Linked DNA regions of Mus musculus: all the other regions are linked to region 3. A link is a contact called in ENCODE Hi-C or POLR2A ChIA-PET data. All regions are on one chromosome and are shown on one strand. The core of a region is the stretch at or near the end of the contact, and the rest is flanking DNA. Distances in the headings are between cores, read along the strand shown. Region 1 overlaps Mark2 (MAP/microtubule affinity regulating kinase 2). Region 2 holds the start of Cox8a (cytochrome c oxidase subunit 8A). Region 3 holds the start of Rcor2 (REST corepressor 2).

Evidence for each region. A loop is a pair of places that touch in the nucleus more often than their neighbours do. ChIA-PET counts read pairs that join two places held with the same protein, here RNA polymerase II (POLR2A).
Region 1: POLR2A ChIA-PET joins it to region 3 with 24 read pairs in Patski. The contact joins the enhancer-like site here to the promoter of Rcor2 in region 3. POLR2A ChIA-PET finds 5 or more read pairs at or near these places in 4 of 5 experiments (Patski and embryonic stem cell).
Region 2: POLR2A ChIA-PET joins it to region 3 with 31 read pairs in embryonic stem cell. The contact joins the promoter of Cox8a here to the promoter of Rcor2 in region 3. A Hi-C loop is called at or near these places in 1 of 37 maps with a recorded cell type or tissue (v-Abl transformed pro-B cells). POLR2A ChIA-PET finds 5 or more read pairs at or near these places in 4 of 5 experiments (Patski and embryonic stem cell).

Annotation. Positions count from the first base shown.
Region 1 is chr19:7,301,471-7,305,986 of GRCm38, reverse strand. The region is part of intron 1 of Mark2 (MAP/microtubule affinity regulating kinase 2); the gene reads left to right. Gm17227 (predicted gene 17227) reads right to left here. Exons shown (of 2, transcript NR_167892.1): 2 at 1,624-2,112. Among named protein-coding and RNA genes, the nearest start is that of Gm17227, 6.0 kb to the right of the region's middle. Within about 2 kb of position 1,978, at least 1 of the 3 ENCODE cell types and tissues checked has a DNase peak (open chromatin) inside an H3K27ac peak, as active enhancers do.
Region 2 is chr19:7,214,363-7,219,159 of GRCm38, reverse strand. Cox8a (cytochrome c oxidase subunit 8A) reads left to right here and starts at 1,544. Exons shown (of 2, transcript NM_007750.2): 1 at 1,544-1,761; 2 at 3,676-4,002. The coding sequence starts at 1,648. The coding sequence ends at 3,771.
Region 3 is chr19:7,265,505-7,270,072 of GRCm38, reverse strand. Rcor2 (REST corepressor 2) reads right to left here and starts at 1,794. Exons shown (of 12, transcript NM_001320554.1): 1 at 985-1,794; 2 at 252-308. The coding sequence starts at 1,111.

The sequences.
Region 1 (4,516 bases), core at 729-3,228, 36 kb before region 3:
AATGTCCGTGGGATTCCTTGGTAAGGTCAGGTGGGAAGTGTCAGTGTCCACATTGCATGGCTTCGCCTGGGAGGAGTTTCCTTCTGCTCTGCTCTTCTTACCTCAGCATTCCTTCTTTTAGCATTTCTTATATTCTGTTCTCACATCTTGTCTATAGGGATCCAGGCATGACATGCAGCTGTTTTAGGGAACTGTCTGCGACAGATGTTGGTAGCTCACAGGAGAGCAATACTAATACCTCTGAATCTTATCTTCCTAAATAGATATCCTGTTAGTGGTGGGCAGGCGGTGATAGGAGCCTGTCCCTTTGGAAGGGGCAGTCAGGAACTGAAAGTGTAGCTGAGCTGAGCATTCACTATCACACATGCACATACACACAAGTTCTCCTCTTCAAGGCTGAAGGGCAGCCTGAGCTTTTGGTAAGTATTGGAGTATACCCATGCAGCAGTGTGTGTGTGCACTTGTGTCTGAAACACTAGTCCTGTTTTCTTTTTCTTTCTTTTTTTTTTTTTTTTTTTTTTTTTTGGTTTTTCGAGACAGGGTTTCTCTGTGTAGTCCTGGCTGTCCTGGAACTCACTCTATAGACCAGGCTGGCCTCGAACTCAGAAATCCGCCTGCCTCTGCCTCCCGAGTGCTGGGATTACAGGCGTGCACCACCACGCCTGGCCTTAGTCCTGTTTTCTGCTAGGACTATTCATGTGCAGAGCTTCCAGACCCATATATCTATAAAGGGCTGGCAGGCTGGCAGCACTGTGCCTGAGGAGCTGTGGTGCAGTCTGGGTTTTTGTAGGGTGGGATGTTTTTGTTTAAAGTGCTTTTTGTCAGGGGAGCATGGAATGGCCTTTTATGGAAAGGAGAAAACAGTTGAGCTACTGGGAGCCGTCTCTGGCTCTTTAAGAAACCCAAATCCCTGTCTGAGTTGTATGAGATGACCAGAACTTGGCCTCTGACTACAGAGCTTTCTTTATCTGTGGTAGTTATTGGGTAAAGAAGTTCAGGCTGTGACTTCTGGCAACACAGAGGATGTTAGGAAGCGTGGAATTATGGTAGTGTCAGCTAGTGTACTTGAGCATTTAGCACAGGCCAGGATTAGTCAGAGAGCTTGGAGTGGAGTTGGATATTTGGTAACTTCTGATTTATTTCTCTCTCTCTCTCTCTCTCTCTCTCTCTCTCCCTCTCCCTCCCTTCTCTCCCTCTCTCTCTCTCTCTTTCTTTCTTTCTTTCTTTCTTTCTTTCTTTCTTTTTTTATTTTTTCGAGACAGGGTTTCTCTGTGTAGCCCTGGCTGTCCTAGAACTCACTTTGTAGACCAGGCTGGCCTCGAACTCAGAAATCCGCCTGCCTCTGCCTCCTAAGTGCTGGGATTAAAGGCATGCACCACCATGCCCGGCTGCGCTCGCTCGCGCTCTCTCTCTCTCTCTCTCTCTCTCTCTCTCTCTCTCTTTCTTTCTTTCTTTCTTCTTTCTTTCTTTTCTTCTTCTTTTCTTCTTTGGTTTTTTGAGATAAGGGTCTCTGTGTAGCCCTGGCTGTCCTGGAGCTCACTGTGTAGACCAGGCTTGCCTCAAACTCAGAAATCCGCCTGCCTCTGCCTCCCAAGTACTAGGATTAAAGGTGTGCGCCACCACTGCTGATTTTACCGTTTATTAAGACTTGTGTTTAGCAGCTTCTTTATTCCTGCCAGACTCTTTGTCTTTGATGAGTAGCATGGACTAGGTAGAGGAATAGGACGGGACAGTAGTACTCTTGTGCCCAGCTTGATTGTAATTCCAGGTAAGTTTTCCATGCTCATTGCCAATTAGAACTTCCTTTTAGAATATGGCATTCACATTCCTCTCTTGGGGTTCTTTTCTTCCCTGTCTTCAATAAATTCAGAGGTGGGTAGCTACAGACTTGGCTGGCTGCCTCCTTCAGCAATCAGCGTCCTCTCAGTCTGTGTAACGGTCCATCTAACAAGACGCAGAAGTGACCCATTTCTCTCCAAGGGTCGTCCTGCACGTCCCTGTCAGAGGCCAGGAAGCCCAGAGCCAGATTGCTGCCACCTGGCTGAATTGGCTCTTCCCTGCATCATTCACTTCTCTTGGAAGCTGAAATAGTCATATTGTCTTCCTGGGACTCTGAAAAGACACACGTAGTAAAAGATGACTGTGATCTGTATTGTACACTGTAACCCCTGGCTGAAAGTACTTGCAGCTAGGGCCTCTCTAGAAACAAAATGGCCATTACTGTCAGTAATTGAATAGTTGCCCACCCCTCTGACTCTAGGTCTAGAGTGAGAAGCTGAGGGCCTGAGTCTTACTGGGAGGCTTCAACTTTCCAGTCTTCACCTAACTGCTGACAACCAGCCTGCCTAAGATACCTGTTTTAACTGTGGCTACTTAGGGTACAGCAATGTTTACCTTCAGTCCAGGATGGCAGATAGACACATCCCCCTTGCTTTGATTATGCTATAGGGAAGCCAGCTATTCTTATATTGGCCCCAAATGTATCAAGACACTGTCAGAGGCTCACTTCCCTCCCTCTAGTTGGACATTTTCTTCCCTGTTCCTCTTGCAATAGCTCTTCTCTTCTGTGAGGCAGCAGACATTAAAAATGCTGGTTTCTATTTGGGTTCCTGTCTCTTCAGTCAGTCTCTCCTATTTCACTGCAAGCCCCAGCCATGCCAGGAGGTTTTGAAGGATCCTTATTCAAGTCCTCTGTGTCACACTGTCACCAAGATTTAGAAGATTAAGGTACTGTGTGTATGGTACCCAGAGAGCAGTGGCCCATCAGTGGGGTCCTAAGAGAATAGCTACTGTTGGTAAGGGTTTCTCAGAGGGAACTTTAGCACTGCTGGACAGGGGCCCATCATTAGGCTCATGGTAGAACCAGTACACCACTGAGCTCATCCCAAACCCCACCCCAGCTCCTAGAAGGGAACTTAGGATGAGTGGGGAATTTTTGGAGGAACGCACTGTAGCCCATTATGCCTGCCTGAGTGTTTTCTTTAGTTAGTCCCAGAAGCTAGCATACATATAAAGTCCCAGATGCCAAACAATAAAAATGAAAGGACACCCCCTCTTTTTCACAGGGTGCTTGCTGAAAGCTGTACTGGACTGTGATGGTCCTGAGTAGCAGGTGTGCCCAGGATAGCCAATGCAGTGGATTTACTCTGTGGTCTGACAGACCCCCCCCCCCTTCCATGGCTCAGGTTTTCTCCCATTCTAGTTGGCTGTCTACAGAAGATGGGCATGTAGCACCTCTGCCTATTAGGGCAAGTGAGCCTGGTTTCTGGACAGAGCAACTGGTTAAATGTTTAACAGTCACTTCAAGGGAGTAGTCACACTGTGGAAAGTCTGGTCTGATGGAGGCAGTTGTGAGGCCAGATTAGTAACAGCCCTGGGTGGTTTCTGAAACCTCCTCCTCTGGCTGACCTCTGGCCACAGTAACTTGTAGGGCAGTGAACGGGCCTGGTGGTTTTCCTCTGTCTTGCTTCTTCAGCTCCCTCTGTGAACTTGAAGGATAGGAGGCAGTAGTTTTTATTCTTGTAGGAAAAGGTGAAGTGGAAAAGAGACATGACTTTTGTTCAGCACTTTCCAGCAGCTTCTGGAATTGGGTAAGACCTGGAAGCCTGCTTCCTGGCCTGGGGCTGGCTGAACTCCTAGGCAACCTCCATAAGGATGCCACATTAGGCAAGTCAGAGCAAAGGGTTAAGTCCATATCAGTTGCATAAATGCTGAGGTAGTTTTTTGGTTTTTATTTTTTATTTTTATTTCTTAAAAATCTCATGCTTCTTTGTTGCTTTGCTTTGGCAAAGCCCCAGGAGGAGCCGGGAGATCCTGGGAGGAGATGGTGTGCTGGGTGAGTCACTGAGCTCCCCGCCGCCATCGCTGCTGTGTTTAGTTCATGCTGCCTCACTGTAGCAGGAGGCATTCTGGGAGGGGCAGGGTGGGAACGCAGCTCTGTGTAGTGGGACAGAGCAATTTGGGAGTATCCTAAGGTTGACAGGGCCTGTAACCAACCAGAGCCCCAGTTCAAGCAGTAAATGTAGCAGATACGAATGTCTCCTGCAGTCTTTATGCAGTAATTGTCACTTCTCTGATCAGGAGCTTTTTGAAATAGTTCACATTGAATTTCATTCTCTGCAACACATGCTGTTTTCCTAGCAAACCAGGAGGGACTGAATGTAGGAAGGCAGAGAGAAGAGCTGTCTAAAGTGGGAGGCCTGATTGCCACGAGAGGCAGGAGATTCCCCCTTTGAGGAAACAGGGAGCCAAGAAGTAAGCAGATGAGATATGCCACCTTGCTGATCCCTAGCTGTCTATGATCTCCAGTTTCTATTAGTGACTGATGGGCAAGAGCCCACTTGGTTGTAAGCTGGGAACATGATCTGAAGACATTTCAACTCTTCCCTTTTTTTGAGTCAAGTATTGTAGGTTGACCATGAACTTGCCCTGTCTACAGGAAATTACCTTGAACTCAGAGTCCTACTTCCACTTTCTGAGGAAAGTTTTATAGTTGTCTACAATCTCGTTTTTACAG
Region 2 (4,797 bases), core at 295-2,794, 51 kb after region 3:
GGGATTTGAACTCCGGACCTTCGGAAGAGCAGTTGGGTGCTCTTACCCACTGAGCCATCTCACCAGCCCCAATAAATCTTTTTAAAAAAGAAAGAAAAGGTGTTCTAGGTAGAATGTAAAGAGTAAAAAGTCCAAAATCTGGAAGGGTGGAGAAGAGACCTAGGAGCAAGGACAAAAAACAAGCGATATTGAGAAGTCAGACAGAAGGGCAATATCCAAGATCCGGGCCTTGTCTAGAAAGCAATGGGGAGGGCTGGCAAGATGGCTCAGTGGATAAGAGCACTTACTGCTCTTCCGAAGGTCCTGAGTTCAAATCCCATTGGAGGCCCTCTTCTGGTGCATCTGAAGTCAGCTACAGTGTACTTATGTATTAATAATAAATAAATCTTTGTGCCAGAGCAAGCAGGGACTGAGTTTACAGGAGCGAGCAGAGCTGACCGGAGCAAGCAGAGGTCTTAAAAATTCAGATCCCAACAGTGACATGAAGACTCACAACCATCTGTATAGACACAGTGTAATCACATACATAAATATTTTTTTAAAGAAAGCAATGGGGAACCACTTGATCAGGTATTTGTCTAGTAAAACAAGAAGGAAGGAGAGAGGAGAAAGGAACAGAAAGAATAAAGGCAGAAGGGAGACAGGGGATAAAGAAGAGAAAGAAGAGAGGCAACAAGGCATGGAACATAGGAATAGAAGCAGAAAAGTTCAAGGTCATTCTCATCTACACGGTTTTAGGACAGCCTGGGCTACTGGAGACCTTAAAAAACCAAAACTGGCCGGGCGTGGTGGCGCATGCCTTTAATCCCAGCACTCGGGAGGCAGAGGCAGGCGGATTTCTGAGTTCAAGGACAGCCTAGTCTACAGAGTGAGTTCCAGGACAGCCAGGGCTACAGAGAGAAACCCTGTCTCGAAAAACAGAGAACAAAACAAAACAAAACAAAACTGTCCTAACACACACAAAAGGAGGAAAGCAGAAGTTGAGAACAGTTACCAGTTATGTGGAAACGGGTTTCTGAGAGGATAACAGTAAATGACAGGAGTCTCGGGGCTGGAGAGAGAGCTCAGCGCTTAGAAGCACTCGCTGCTCTTGCAGAGGTCCAGTTCAGTTCAGTTCCCAGCATCCACAAGATTACTCACTATTGCCTGAACTCCAGTTCCAGAGGATCCAACACCCTCTTTTGGCCTCTCTGCGTTCTGCATACACAGATGAACATGCTGACAAAACACTCATAAAGTAAAACTATGTTTTTAAAACTAGAGGCTTACTGGTGGCGAGCTGGAGTCACTAGTACAGTGCTGGCAGAGAGAGGATCCTAGTTAAATGAATGGAGGGAGGAGCCAAGGAGTCAATAGACTTGTAGCTTGTGTGATTGGGTGGCTATGCGTGTCACTCTCGAAGAAAGTGGAGGTGGGAGCAAAGGTGTCTCATTTCTCCTCCCATCTGTGTAGGATGATGTCGGTTGGTTGTTTCGAGGAGCGCGCCAAAAACAGCCCAGGCGGGCGAGGGGGCTTGTCCCGACGTCATTTCCGAAATACTTCCGGCTCGGGCGTCCGGCAACTTCAGCGCCGGAACTTCCGGCTGGTTCGGCCATCTTGACTCCCTGACCTTGGACTGGTCCTCGTCCGTGGTCGTTCCGCGCCGTCATGTCTGTCCTGACGCCACTGCTGCTGAGGAGCCTGACCGGCTCGGCCCGGCGGCTCATGGTGCCGCGGGCTCAGGTCCACTCGAAGCCGGCGCGGGAGCAGCTCGGGGTCCTGGTGAGCGGGACGGACCGGGAGCGGGGAGGTGGGCGAACTGTGGTAGCCTGCGACATTGGCTTAGGCCTGTCCTCAAGGCATGGATGAGACAGTCGCTCGGCTGCTCCTAAGCCCTAGGTATTTTTCCCAAGTTCCTGGATGTCAGGTCAGCCCGCTAGTTTGTTTACTCTGTTCGGCCTCTCTAAACCCGTCTCTCCTTCCATTCCCCCCCCCCCCCCACCGCAGGGGAGGGCATGCCTGGTAACTGGCAGCGACGTCATGGTTGTTACTGCTACATTTTATTATTAAGGAGGGCTGCAGAGTTCACCAGGTCTACATTCCCAGAGATGTAGGAGCATTTAGATACTAGGACAATTTTTACTTTTAAAACATTAGTTTAAAAACATGAGGCAGGGTCTCTTGTAGCCCAGGCTGACCACATTTGACTTTGAAGCGATAATCTCTTTAGTGCTGGGATAACAGGCCTGTGCCATCACTTGTGGTTTATGTGGTGCTGGGGATCAAGCCCGGGACTTTGTGTTAGGCAAGCACTTTCTTAATACTACACCGCAGCCTAGGCCCCCCCATCCCTCCCTTTTTTGGAGCTCTTCTGTTTTAAGTGACAATGGGTCATGAATCCAGATATCTGGGCATTGAATTAGGGGTAGAACCAAAGCACTGCCACTGAAGAAACAGTGACAACCAAGCCATGCCCTCTCTTACGCCCATTTAGTGGGAGGTTGAGGCATGAAAACAGAGCTCGGGAATTCAGGCCAGCTTGGGCAACATACTGAGACTCTGTCTCAAAAACAAGAGTCTGGGGGCTGGAAAGATGGCGTTTGGTGCATAGCCTCATGAAGACTGGTTCAGGTTCCAGCACCCATATAACAAGCTTGTAACTCCAGCTCCAACGCATCTGACATCCCGTCCTGACCTTGGGTAAGCATGCAAACACATACCTGTGCTCACACACATGCATCATACAAATATAGATAAAACACATCTTTAAAAGATACAAAACCCCAGCAGGGCAGTGTGGCACACGCCTATAATCCAGCACTTATGCTATAGAAGCTGTGGATCTCTGAGTTCAAGGCCAGCCTGGTCTACTGAGTGAGTTCCAGGACAGCCAGGGCTACACAGAGAAACCCTGTCTCTGTGTAGACAACAAACAACAAAAACAAAAAAAGAGAAGAAACTGTATAGAAAGCAAGGACACGTGAGAATGGTTTATTTAAGAAGTATTCGCTTCACCAGCATGAAGATTTGACATTGACTACCCAGTAACCGGCTAGTCTTTAGCCCTAGTGCTGGTAGGGGGAGAGGGGCAGGGAGCTCCCTGGATTCCACTGTTCAGCTTGTCTAGCCAAAACAGTGAACTTCAGGTTTAGTAAAAAAAAACCTGTCTCCAAAAAAAAAAGAAAGAAAGAAAGAAAGAAAGAAAAGATGGAGAGCTGTTAGATGAGATGCCAGACATCAAGCTCTGGCCTTCACCCACATGGAAAACAGCACACATACACACCAGTGAGCATAGTGGCACTTGAGTGTATTTCCAGGACCAGGGCATCAGGAACAGGAGAATCTCAAGTTTAAGCCCAGGTCTGGGTGGGGTGCATAGTAAGACTCCTGCCTGCACCCTTTCCCCCCACAGATAAATACATCTTTTTAAAAACCAAAGACCTTTATTTCAAGGCTGGAAATGGACTTGACCCAGTGTCCCCTCCATCCTTAGAGTCTCTCTGTGTCTGTATCTCCCCCTCTCCTGTGCTGGGGATTGAACCTCAGGCCCAAGTTGCTTTCTTTAGTGTGGGTCTGCTGGATTTTCTGCCTTGGTCTTTGCCACTGAGGGACTTCCCATGCCTAAGGACTACCTGAACTGGGAGTGCCTACAGAATTCTTGCCCTGAGGGATCCTTCTTTCTTGTACTCTGTGTAGGATATCACCATTGGGCTCACTTCCTGCTTCGTGTGTTGTCTTCTGCCTGCGGGCTGGGTCCTGTCACACCTGGAGAGCTACAAGAAGCGGGAGTGAAGGGAGCAGTCTTCCCTCATCCTTTGACTAGACCACTTTTGCCAGCCCACCTTGATCATGTTGCCTGCATTCCTGGCTGGCCTTCCCCGGGATCATGTTATTCAATTCCAGTCACCTCTTCTGCAATCATGACCTCTCGATGTCTCCATGGTGACAACTGGGACCACATGTATTGGCTCTGCTTGGTGGGGTCCCCCTTTGTAACAATAAAGTCTATTTAAACCTTGCTCCAGAAATGCATCATGTCCTTCTGCACCAGGCTTCTGCCTCCACACAGAAACGAGGATGCTGGTGGCCTGGGGTCCACGGAGGAACATCTGGCCGGTCCAGGCCCCAGTGCTAAGGTTTGTTGGGTGTCTGGGAAACACCAGTTGTTATTGAGCAGTCTACCTTGATGCTTATCCCTTCCAGTTCCCTTGCCTGTGCCAAGTTATTGGCTCCCTGTAAGTGCATGTGTGCCATGCCTTGTAGCTGGAATCCTTTACCGAGCATCTTTCCTGGCTTGGATGTCCGTCCACGTGCAGTATCTTGCAAGTAGAGGTGTGGTAGTAACCATGGCATTTTACGCTGGGCACTGCTACCACTTCATGTCAAATTCAAGGCCTCTTACTTTGAGCACTTGTGAATGCTTACCGTCTGAGTGGTCTTCCTTATACTTCCTCCTCGGTATTTTGGGGAGGAGCCAGGGGAAGCTGGAAATGACTTCTCTAGCCATGTGGTACATGTAAAGCAATGCCTGCCAAGCTGGAATCCTGTCAGGATCTGTGATGAGCAGCACTCTGGCTCCCCAGTTCCCCAGAGAGTGAAATGGCTTTATGTCCCTTTGCATGGTTTGTTTGATGACCTGGCTGACTTCCAGATGACACAGGACAGGATTCCTTATGGCCATGAGTCTAGGACTGTTGCTATGAGAGCTGAGGCCCTCCCCGCAGTGGTCCACTGCCCTCTTCCTGGAAGCTTCAGGCAGAGCTGGCTCCCTCCATCCCTTTTCTCCTGGCTTTTCTGCATGGTATTTGCCAATGCCTA
Region 3 (4,568 bases), core at 545-3,044:
ACAGAAACAGGAGACCACTGAGCAACACAGTCAAGCGAGGAGGTGAGGCCCAGAAGGGAAGGAGGAGCTGAGACCCAGACAGGAAGGCAGAGCAGGAAAAGTAACAGTGCCACGGGGCCACCCACCCCGCCCACCGCCTGTCCCTCAAGCAGGAGCCAGCCAAGAGTTCCCAGGTGGGGCTGTAGGCCAAGCCATCAGCCTCCACCCCTCCCTGCCGCCCTCCCTCCCTCCATGTCTGTCCTGCCACTCACCAGGCTTGCACTCCGGAATTACTGCTTGGTAATTGGTTCCAACTCGGATCATGCTGTCTGTGGAGCCAGGGGAGGCAGTCAAGACTCCAGGGAAGTAGGGGGAGGATATAGTGAGGGGAGGTAGCTGATCTGGAGTTCTCCTTCCTGACCACTCAGGGACCCCCACCATACAGGAGACTCACTTTTCCTTGATAGTGCCCCCCAGCTACCCTCCGATAGAAGGTACTAGGAGAGTCATACCCTGCCTAGTCATGGCCATGGGGGGAAGGGGAGGTTAAGAGGACACTTTTAAAGCCCAGGCTAGAGCAAAGTGCTTTGTTCTAACTGGGGGTGGGAGCTTGGAGGGCTGCCCCTAGATCTGGACCACAGCCTTGCAGAGAGCTCGGGGCTCCTCCCCACCACATGAGCTTCACAGCTCCGCATAGAGGTATCTTCCCAGTACCTGGTCCAATCAGACCTCAGTCCCCTGCAAGGCTGCAAGGTATGAGGACCCAATCCATCCAAGAGAGGCATCCTAAGCTCCCTCAACGACTGAGGGCAAAGGGGAGGTGGGTGGTCAAGGGCCCAGCCTGTAGATTTCCTGTGCCGGCAACACCAGGCACGAGAAGGCTGAGGTTGCAATCCAGGAGCGGCAGAAACCATCTGTGGTTCGCAACTCTCCCCCCCCCCTCCTCCACCTTCCATGATCCCTCCCCGGACCAGCGCGCCTTTAACCCTAGGCCACCAGGCTCACCATGAGAGTGCTCCTCCTCGCTGCTGTCATCCTCCGAGTGTGGCTGTCCGCCGTTGGGTGCCGTCTTGGCCCGACTTCGGGACAAGATCCCGGAGCCCGCACTGGGCTTCTCCATTACTGAGGGCATTACCCTACCCGGCAGCCCCGAGGGGCACGGGATCCTTTGGAGAGCGCAGGAGCTTGCCGCGCTTGCCTCGAGTGCTGCGCCTGGCCCGGCCTGGAGGGGTCGCCACTGAGGCTACGAGAGGCAGGAGGTCAGCGTGGCTAGGGTCCGGGAGGTCGGGGCCCCGGAGGGCAGCCCTAACGCTCACTGCGACCCCCACGGGCGAGGACGGCAGAAAAGTTTGTGAAGTGGGGGTACGGGGGAGACGGCGCGGCCGGGGGCACGCTCGCTCCGTGCGCCCCTCGGGGCTGGTTCTCCCCCGGGGAGAGTCGGGGCGCGTTGCCCTCGGGGAGCCCCGGAGCCGCGCCGCGCGCCTGCCCACGCTGTTTGGCCAGCAAGGGCTACCGCGCAGTGGCCGCCGCAGCTGACTCCGCGCCCCTCGGCTGCGCTGAGGATGCCCCGATCCCCAACGGAGGTAACCCTGCCCGACCCGACCCCACGGCAACCACGCCAGCCGGCTGGAGCCCCGGCGGCAGGACGGCGCGCACGGCGTGCGGCGCTGGAGCAGAGTTGCCGGGAGGCGGGCGGAGCGCAGCCGCGGGCGCCGCCTCGCACCCTCCCCGGCGCGCTCGCTCGCCCCGCCGCGCTCGCGCTACCGCCGCTCGCTCGCCCGCTCTCCGCCGCCGCTCGCTCCTCGCGCACACAATGAAGCTGCTGGCAGGGAAGTAGTGCCGGCTGCGGCCTCAGCACCCCTCCCCCAGCCGATGCCTCCGCCAGCTGAACATCTGGCCCTGGGGTGGGAGGGAGGGCCCGGGGGGCGGGGCCTGGGGCCGGGGCTAGACCTCCAGGGGGTGGGGTCAGGACCGGAATGGGGCGCACGTACCCCCCCCAGGGAGCACCCTTGGTGTCTCTGAGTTCTCAGACTTGGCCCTTTTGGGTAGACCCCAGTGCCCCCCAGGAGAAGCCCGGGGTCAGCCCCACCCACAAGCACACCGGTTCCACACACTACTGGGCTCTGGTTACTGTGGCCTGCCCCGGGGGCCCTGAGGCCGCCTGTCCGACCGCCCGGGTGGAGCCCAGCTTTTCCTTCCATTTCCCTTCCTGCCAAGGAACTCCCTGCCCCCCCTTCCGCAGGGGGATCCCCCCCTTCATGCGCCCTTGGGGGCCAAAGCGGATGGGAGGCCGGACAGGCGCAAGATGAATTTCTATAAGAGCCACTGGGCTAGAACCTGACTTCTGCTAGGTCTGTGGGTCCCCAGGGGTCACCCTAGTGTCTTTCAACTGCTGCAGTCTGCACCCAAAACAGTAGTATCAAAGATTGAGGAATGAGTATGAAAGGTAATAGGGCAAGTTCTGGGCTGAAAGGGGCGAGCTCCTCACTGGGTTCACTGTCACCCCAGCTGGAAGCAGCATCCCCCCTCCCCCCGGACAGGCACAGGCAGAGTGACAGACAGGGAAGCGGGTTGGGAGGCACAGACGGAGTTGGGGGAGGGGGTGGGCAGAGACTTTCAAAGCCAGACCCAGCCACCCTGCCAGGCACACAAAGAGCCAGCGCACTCACCGGCAGCAGCTCGAAGCCTGTGAGCTGCGCCTGTGCCCGTCCCCGCCGCCTGGGGCACGTGCTGCAGCTCACACAGGCCGAAGCCCCCGCCCGCTGTCCCTCCCACGGGGAGCCCGGACTCCTGGACACGCCTCTACCCGGGCACACCCGCTATGCCCAGATCGAGCCGAGCCTGCACGCGCACCCTCCTCTCCCTTCCCTTCCTTGGCCACTCTGTAATCAGATTCCTAAATTTAGAAGCAGCCCTGGCCCCAACCGGGGATCCCTGCCCCTACCCACTGGCTGTGGCCGACCGGCCTGGGTCCTGTGGTCAGGCCACGACCTGGCTGGGGCATCCTGTTCCTGGGGGCTCTTTGCCTGCGGCTGGCAGAGTCAGACACGACCCCGCCCGACTTCAGCACTGTCCGGCCACATAGGGCCACCCAGTCAGCGGCCACGTTGCCCGCCACACCTTGGGCCAAGGTTATGGGGCCTTTTTTCCTCCCCTTAAATCATGAGCTGGGCACCAAGCCTCAGGGTGGGGAGATCTGGGACAAAGAAAGAAAGAAAGAAAGAAAAAATGAACCAGAGGCAATCTGAGCTGAAGGGGTCTGTACCAAGAGGCAAAGCGACTTCCAGTGGCCCCTAGAAATGAGTGGCAGGGAGCCAGACCTGTCCCCAATACCTGTACCTTGTAGTGAGGTGCTCCTGTTTCTATCCCTTTGCCTAGCTAGCAACCATTGTGCACACCACACTCTCCTATGATGGCGTCTTTCTTGCTTCTGGCACCCATTAGGCAAGGCTTCTATTGGGTCCCCCCTCCTCCACTTGCCTCCTTCCATAGGAGAACCTAGGATCCCGGGCCAAGACCCCAAGACCTCAAGCATCAAGCTTAGTTCTTGTTTCCGTCCTCCAGGGCTGCCCCAGGTGTGCCAGCACAAGGCCTAAAGAGGATCCCAAGCCACAGGCTTCCCTTCTGTCTGGAGGCCACTTCTCCCACACACTGGGACCCAATACTGCTCTCACTTAGCCCTGGAGCCAGGCCCCCACCCCCGCCCACACACACCAAAGGAAGAGCCTGCTCTAGGGTGGGGGCAGGGTGGGGAGATTTATTTATTTATTTATTTATTTTTGAGGTAAGAGGGCTGTCTGAGAGCCCTGATATAGTGATCCTTCTGCCAAGGAGAGACACAACACGGGAGGGGCATCAGAGTTTAAGGACAACTGTGGGGGCCACAGGGTGCAGAAGTGGCTGGTTTCGAGTGATGTATTTCACCCTCAAGCTGCAAGGGCGCAGGAGAGAGGCAAGGTCCCACCCCTCCCACCTGCTGCAGCCGCCCCCTCCCCAGCTGGCCCCCTCTTTTGTGAGAAGGCACACAAAGGACAAGGGGCCCCGGCCGGTCTGGCCATCTGCTCCTAGCAGCCTGGAGGCTCTTAAAGAGACAGCTCCCCCTCCCTTGCGGCCCTGGGACTGTGGGGTGTGGCTATGCCACAGAACCCAGTCCAGGCTGTACCCCAGGTCCCACCCACTCTAGTTCCCCAAGTCCTAAGGTCAGGAATCTTCTTCCCTCAGGCGTGGGGTTCAGAGGTGCCATGTGGCCAGGGATCTGGGGTATGATAAGGGAGAGAGCCAGCCAGAGACCAGCCCCTCCTCTCATGCAGCCTGAGGAAGCTCAGAAGCAAGCAGCAAGAAGCTCACCTCCCTGAGGCCACCTGCAAGCCTGGCTAGAGCTCAGGTCTCCCGGGAATGCTCTCCCGCCATTTTGACGGATGAGCTTCTACTCTTGGCCCACGGGGAGGGAAGGCGAACACGACAGCGCCCTTGCCTTCTCTTAGGGATGGGAGCCAGGGCCCAGACTGCCTCACAGCAAACCCAAGCCCACAGCCAGGCACATTTATCCCCTGTGCTCTTCCTGATGAGGGATATGGGGCCTTGCTTGG